3 separate regions of the Homo sapiens genome follow, and all the other regions are linked to region 2. Evidence: chromatin loops called from intact Hi-C (ENCODE). Cell type or tissue: GM12878. All regions are shown on one strand.

Evidence for each region. Hi-C counts contacts between places; a loop is a spot of excess contacts. Peaks named below come from ENCODE experiments on the same cell type or tissue, not always from the same donor. Only the 100,000 strongest peaks of a DNase experiment are listed, where the experiment ranks them.
Region 1: a loop joins it to region 2, with 7 times the contacts of the local background. A loop is called at or near these places in 3 of 110 quality-filtered maps.
Region 3: a loop joins it to region 2, with 5 times the contacts of the local background. A loop is called at or near these places in 5 of 110 quality-filtered maps.

What each region holds. Positions count from the first base shown.
Region 1 is chr3:140,736,101-140,738,600 of GRCh38, forward strand. No RefSeq gene overlaps it. Among named protein-coding and RNA genes, the nearest start is that of TRIM42, 59 kb to the left of the region's middle. In GM12878, a CTCF peak has its summit at 1,165 (motif pointing left); no DNase peak of the experiment used is centred here.
Region 2 is chr3:140,504,444-140,506,943 of GRCh38, forward strand. All of the region lies in intron 8 of CLSTN2 (calsyntenin 2), which reads left to right. CLSTN2-AS1 (CLSTN2 antisense RNA 1) reads right to left here. Exons shown (of 2, transcript NR_108084.1): 1 at 2,209-2,500; 2 at 1,175-1,722. Among named protein-coding and RNA genes, the nearest start is that of CLSTN2-AS1, 3.1 kb to the right of the region's middle. In GM12878, no CTCF peak of the experiment used is centred here; a DNase peak (open chromatin) is centred at 988.
Region 3 is chr3:140,862,570-140,865,069 of GRCh38, forward strand. No RefSeq gene overlaps it. Among named protein-coding and RNA genes, the nearest start is that of SLC25A36, 78 kb to the right of the region's middle. RefSeq lists an enhancer at 1,289-1,338. In GM12878, a CTCF peak has its summit at 1,338 (motif pointing left); a DNase peak (open chromatin) is centred at 1,292.

The DNA.
Region 1 (2,500 bases), 230 kb after region 2:
GGTTTTCGAACCCCACAGTCAACTCCACAGAGCTCAGCCAGCATTAACTTAGAAACTTGAACAGTTTACTTAATCTTCCTGAGCCTTACTCTTCCCCCTGTGGAAAATGGAAATAATGCCTCCCAGGGTTGTTGAGAAAAAAATTAGGTACATATGTAAAATGCACAGCACAGTGACTACTATATATTAGGCACTCAATAAATGCACTTATTATTAATATTATTTCTAATAATAATATAATACAAAGTCATACTGCTAGTGTACAGATTATAATCTAAAATCATAATCTATAGCTATCTGAGAACAAGAGTAATGACCCACGGAACTCTCTCTTTTTATGTTTAGCTATTAAACATCTCTCAGCCCTTTGAATATGAAGCAGTATGTTTTACTTTGCTGTTCAACATCCATAAATATCTACTGAGTGCTTTTTGTGTGCAGGAACACAACAAACTCAAAAAATGAAGTTTGTCCTAAAGGGAATTACCACCTTAATCATGAGTCAAGAAACAACAGGTACAGAAAAATGTGGGTCACAGTGCTGCTTCTCAGAGCCCATTTGGTCAGAGTGCTTCCAGGATTCAGAGAAGGTTTTGGTTTTAGGAGCAGGGGGCACACAAAAGTCCTCTTTGGGAAATTAACGTTAAAGGAAAGGTAGGATATGAACATATGGAGAAGAGTAGAGACGCATCCTACACCAAGAGCTTGCGAGCAAAGAGTGCTGTGGAAGGAGTGATGGGAATTTAGGTTGAGGATCCTTCCTGTATTTGTCTCCAGCTGCCTTTATGATGGGTACCAAGATAGTGCACAGGGGCCGGAATGCTTAGTGAGTTCTGCAGTTCTGTGAATCAGCACAGTAGTGAGCTGTGTAGGAAGTTCAGCCTGCAAGCCGATTTGCCAGTTTGTGCAGAACCTTCCCCTATCAACAAGTTGGGCCCTTCTTGGCTGGCTGAGAGAAAGAATGGTCTTGGAATTTTGCTTTCTGAAATAGATTTTCTCAATTCAAATTAACTACAATTGTGTTGTTAATCCCCTTGTTATGGGATGAGAATATACTGCATTGAGATTAGAGCCTGAGAGATATGTTGAAGAACCTTGGATTCAACTCAAAGTTCCAAACAATGTGGTCTTCCCAGTAGGCTCTGTGGGCTTCGGCTGGAACAATGGCACCACCCGGTGGCCACAACAGTCTCTATTTGGAAGAATTTCCTTTGGGGCACATTTCACGAACTCCTAAAGCCCCATGTGTGCTGGGGCTGGAGATACAATGCTGAATAAAGCAGGCTAACTCCCTCAGGGGCTTGCAGGCTGATGGGCCTCACCAGTCCAGGTCCTGTGGGCTCAGTCAGCTCTGGTCCCCAGGGATTGCCCAGTGGGGAGCAGAGACAGCCCTTTTTTAACCCAGAGCTGACCTTAAGGTAGATGTCTACAGAGTGGGATTCCATGGATTACAAAATGGCCTCTTGGATCCACCTAACCCCTAATGCCTTAAATCTCTTTCACAGTTGACAAAACCTGTTCCTGTGCTTATTCATTTATTTAGCATGTATTTATCATTTGCCTCTATGACCCAGATACTATGCTTAGGGCTGAAGACAAAAATTTGCCTAAGAATTAGCCCTTACTTTCCATGCATGGCCCAAAGCTAAAGACAAGTCCTTCCATTATCCCCTGCATAGACCATGGAGCCCCTCCAGACTAGCCGGGCCCTGTGGCATCTACCATCTCACGTCCCTCAACACAACAGGTCCCTCAGCCCCAGTCCCCACTGTTCCTTGCACACCCCTCAGTCAGTTCTGCCACCACACTTTTTCTTGGCTGCTCCTCTTAAAAGAAATGCCTTCTCTCTCTCCTCAAGGATGGCTGTTCTGGAGGCCCCAAGCAGGGAGGGCCAAGCCAATGCTGTCAGAGAAAAATGATCTCCAACAGCAGATACTGATGTGAGTGGCTGCAAACTGCAGCAGCAACTACAGGTAGGCAAGCAAGTCTGGACCTGGGGAAAAGAGAGACAGCAGCTCACAGGGCAGAGATGAAGGAAGCTTTTCATGAACAGAAGCTCTTGTTCCACCCAGGAGTTCTAAGAGAGGCTGAAAATAGCAAGAAGATTTAGATCTAGCAGCTCTTAGGCATGAGAAAATATGTTTTACCCTGAAACTCAAGAAAAAGTAGGAAATAGAGGTGAATTCTGGGGATGGTGAGCAGGAACAGGACTCTGTGGAGTAGAGTGAGTGGAAATGTCGCTGAATGTGGTGACCAAAAGATAAAGTGTGGGACTAATTCAAACGTAGACTGTCTGCATCATCAGAAGGAAACTTCTAAATCCTCAGGAAGGCTGCTACACTCACATTGACAAAACCTGAGGGTCAGAGAATTACCTAATAAAAGGAAGGTGTCTGCATGTCTGGGTCAATGCTATGCCATATGGAAAAAGCACCCACAGGCCCAAGAACCTGACCCATGACAGAACAGTGGGCACATAAGCCCCTGAGAAATTAACAAT
Region 2 (2,500 bases):
ACACTCTGCATTTTTATGCCCCTAGCCCTGTATTTGAGAGCCATAGTGGGGAACAAGAGAAGACCAAAACAGAGTCCTGGACTCTGAGGCCTTCCCAGTCTTGTTCTAAGACTGTATAATCTGGTTCCTGAACAGTGCAGGTTGGATGGAAGTCATCAGGAAGAATGAGCCACACTGATCTCAGTAAACAAGGGAGGCCATTTATATTCACATTTTCTTACATCCACAGTCACACCAAAGCTTGGAACCAGCACATGCTTTGCCTGTAATTGGCACTCACAAAGTCTATCCTAGGTGATTAATCAGAACCTAGCATGAAAGTATAAGGACTATTCCACCTTCTCTCCAGAGCCAGAGAAAGGTGGTAGGAGGAACGCTTTTGTGTTTGTGGCATTTGTTTTGTTTTGATTTTTTGGGGGAGGGGAAAGAGTATTACTGGATTTCAATCAGTTTCCAGAGCTTTATATGAGACCAAAACTCAAGTGAAAATTCCGCTTGGCAAATATCCGTAACAGCCTGTGCTTAAGATCTTAGATATCCTAATGGATTTAAAACTGCAACTGTTCTTCAAATATTTCTACAAATTCCCCCAAACTTAACAGACTGACTCGTAGTTCAAAGAAAGTATCTTTTTTTTTTGCTGTGGAATTCCAAGCTGAGACAACCTGTTGACAAGCCTTCTCTCGAGGTCCCTGTGAAATGCAAATTGGCCCTTCTGCAGAAATCATTCTACAAGGGGAGCAGGTGGTCCAGATGTGGCTGGAATGGGTTTGTCTTTTCTAGAGCAATGATGTGATGTTCATGGCATGACCCCACTGATGGCCTTTAATTTCATTCAGTGGCTCTGAATTCCACCAGAACAAGATTGGTCTGGGAAGTCCCTGTGGTGAAAGGTCTGTACTGGGGCTCCATTATAAATGCACATTGTTCTTCTCTGCCACTCCCCCACAGAGCAATCAGATACACACACAGGCAGCCATGTGGTTGAAGGAGAGTCCCGTTACCATAGAGCTGCTGGTTTACAGAGCCAGTAGCTGAGGCAGTCCCCAGTGAGCTCTGAGATGTGGGACATGCTTTCTCGCCAGCACGTGCTGTTTTTTTGTATGTGGAAACACTTACCCAATTCCATTCAAGACCAGTTCAGTTCACTTCTCCAAAGGAGCAACATTTATAATTGAATTATTTAGGGAAGGTTTATTTACCATCACTGAGATATGAGATATGTCAACTAAATTATAATTATGTTTCTCTTAAGACATCCACTGAGATTACTCTGTTATTTTTTTAAACTTGCAAGGAGGATTCCACCTCTGTTCTCCTAGAGACAGGCTGTGTTTACAGATGGCCAGCCTCGATATTCTGAGTGGCAGAATGAAAAATTAATTTTCTTCAACTACATTACTGAGTAGTTAACTGCATCTCAGCAACCTATTTGTTTAATACACTGGAGTCCTCTTCAAAGAGCCTATGATTTATTCTCACCTTTGCCAAGAACTTCTTTCGAACACACACTCCTGAGGACAGGAAACAGGATTTCTGGGCTCCATCCCTGCCACTAACAAGCTGTTTTATCTTGAGCGAGTCACTGGCAGTCTCTGAGCCACAGAAAAACTGGCCTCATAATCTGGGAGATCCTCCCACCTACTCTTCTGCAGCTGCCCACAAATGCCGGAATCCGTGGTGAGAAGAGTTTTGTGTAATCACTCTCTGCTATTTATCTGCCTAGGAAAGAATGAAAGGAGAAATTAAGCATGGAAAGAAACATTTTGCATGAAGTATTCTCTCTCTCATTCCTCCCATTAATCTTTGCTTCCCCTGGCAAGTCCTTAAGAAGCAGGGAAAGCCATGTCAGGAGATGCCTCCCTCCTTCTGCCCATTCTTCTCTTTGCCTGAGTCCTCTGGGATCATTTCTTTTTCTCCTTTACACAGCATGAATATTCCCCTGCCTCTCTTTCGTCACACTCCCCTCCTTATGATGCTGCCCTGGAACCCCAGGGTCCTTCAAGCCCTCCCCTCACCTTCTCTTTGGGATGGTAATTTAGCACTAGGTACCCAGGATTTGATCCCGTTGTGGCTAAAAGGCTCGGTGCCCAGTAACAGAGTAAGAGCCTGGGAGGACAGGTGGGGCTCTGCAGAACATGACCACCATTCATCGATCCACTTCCCCTCCACGCTCTCATTTGTGACCAACATTTGTTGTGCACCTACCTCATACCTGGAGATGTGGAAGTGGATGTGGTTCTTATCCTTGTGGATCAAAGAGTCAAGAGCTGGGCTATAACCCATAGGAGAGCCATTAGTCACCTGTGACTGTCAAGCACTTGAAATGTGGCTAGTCCAAATTGAAGTGTGCTGCTAGGGTAAAATCATGATGGATTGGAAAGAGTACAAAAACAGAATGTAAAATGTAATAATTTTTAATATTAATTACATGTTGAAATGATAAATGGCTATATTGGACTAAAGTACAGTATTAAATTCACCTGTTTCTTTTTACTTT
Region 3 (2,500 bases), 360 kb after region 2:
AATGCAAATCAAAACCACAATGAGATACCATCTCACGCCAATCAGAATGGCTATTGTTAAAAAGTCAAAAAATAACAGATTCTTGCAAGGTTTTGGAGAAAAAGGAACACTTATACACTGTTCATGGGAGTGTAAATTAGTTCAAACATTGTGGAAGACAGGGTGGCGATTCTTCAAAGACCTAAAGACAGAAATATCATTCGACCCAACAATGCCATTACTGGGTATATACCCAAAGGAATATAAATCATTCTATTATAAAGACACATGCATGTGTATGTTCGTTGCAGGACTATTCACAATAACAAAGACATGTAATCAACCTAAATGCCCATCAATGAGAGACTGGATAAAGAAAATGTGGTACATACACACCATGGAATACTATGCAGCCGTAAAAGAGAATGAGATCATGTCCTTTGCAGGGACATGGATGGAGCTGGAGGCCATTATCCTAAGAAAACTAACACAGGAAGAGAAAACAAAATACCACATGTTCTCACTTATAAGTGGGAGCTAAATGATGAGAAAACTTGGACACGTAGAAGAGAACAACACACACTGGGACCTATCGGAAGGTGGAAGGTGGGAGGAGGGAGAAAATCAGGAAAAATAACTAATGGGTACTAGGCTGAATACATGGGTGATAAAATAATCTGTACAACAAACCCCCATGACACCCACTTACGTATGTAACATGTACCCCTGAACTTAAAAGAAAAGTTAAAAATAAATTAATTAATTAATTAATTACCAAGCCTCAGGCATTTCTTTATAGCAATGCAAAAATGGCCTAACACAGAAAGGACACAGTCCCTGCCCTCAAGGGGAATGTCTAGTAGGAAGGCAGTCAAGCAAAAAAGAGTAGGACCCCAGGACCACCAGTGCTCTAACAGGGACACACACAGAGAAAGGGCCCCACACAGCCTGGCAGGGGGGCAGTGGCAGGGTGGGCTCCTCATAGGTGACCTTTTAGCTGAGTCCCCAAGGATGAAAAAGAATAGCCAGATGGGGGAGTGGATAAGGGGTTGTCCAGGCAGAGGGGCCAGCAGGGACAAAGCAATGGGTGTGTGGGAGAGTGTGGAGAGGAGAGGGGAATTAAGTCACCTGAGAAGATTAGTGGCAGGAAGTGAGACAGGGCTAGGGTGTAGGGACTTTGTCCTGAGGACTTTAAGAAACCGGAATGAGCCCCCAGGGAGCAGAAGTGGAGGGCCTAGTAGCCCAGAAATCACAAAATGAAGCCAGACACCCAACCTGCGAAGGACACAGTGGCAAGTCCCATTCCGTCCTCTGGAAAGCGCCGAGATTGGTATCCTGAATTATTGGTTTTGTGTCGCCACCTGCTGGCAAATTTTAAATTTGGTTCAATCAAATATTCAAAGAGAGAAACTTAAAAAAAAAAAAAAACAGAATAATTGCAGGCAACTTCCTTGAAGTTACAAAAGACCAAGTTAGAGTAAAACTTATTATAAAAAGAATATTATTTGAATTTAATTCAATAACAGGAGAGGAAAGCCTCACCTGAGATTACTGGGTTCAAAACCAAGCTCTACTACTTACCTGGTAAAATCACTTCACTTATCTTACCTTGACGTCCATAAAGTGAGATAATATTTTCTCAACTCACAGTTGTTGAGGGGAATAAAAGACATCAAGTGTGTAAAGAGCCTGGCACGTGGTGGAAATCCAACAGGATTTGGGGTTAGGGTGGTGGAAAACCGGCTTTGCACATGACCTATGGCCACCTCCTGCAACTCCTCCACTTCCTGTACTGGAAAGCTTCACTTAATCCTTTAGGTCTGAGACCTCAGGGAATGACATAGCCCCACACATGAACCACAGGCCAGGACAACTCCCTGCTCCCTTTTCCACTTTCTTACAGACCCCAGGAACTGAGGTGTCCCTTTCTGTGTTTCATGACCTGAACACTTGACCTGGCTGCCGTATGGGCAAAGGTTTTTCCATCATGCCTCTTCCCAAACCTCCTGTGAAGCCTGCTGATACCTGACTAGTTGATAATCCTAGAAAAACAGACAGGGAGCAGCAGAAAAGACAGATGGGGGAATGAATAACTAAGCTGAAGAAATCTTTTGTGTGTGTGTGGGTTCATACTACAGGTATATGTGTGTATGTATGTATCTCATGGGTTACATGAGATATTTTGATATAGGCAAATAATACAGGCATTTATTTTTTGTGTTACAATCTAATTATATTCTTTTAGTTATTTTTACATGTCCAATAAATGATTGTTGACTGTAGTCACCCCGTCGTGCTATTAAATACTATATCTTACTCATTCTAGCTATATTTTTGCACTCATTAACCATCCCCATTACCCTTCCCACTAGCCTTCTCAACCTCTTGTAACCTACCTTTTACTCTCTATTTCCATGAGTTCAATTGCTTTAATTTTTAGCTTCCACAAATAAGTGAGAACATGCAAAGTTTGTCTTTCTTTGCCTGGTTTGTATCACTTAACATAATGACCTTAGTTCCA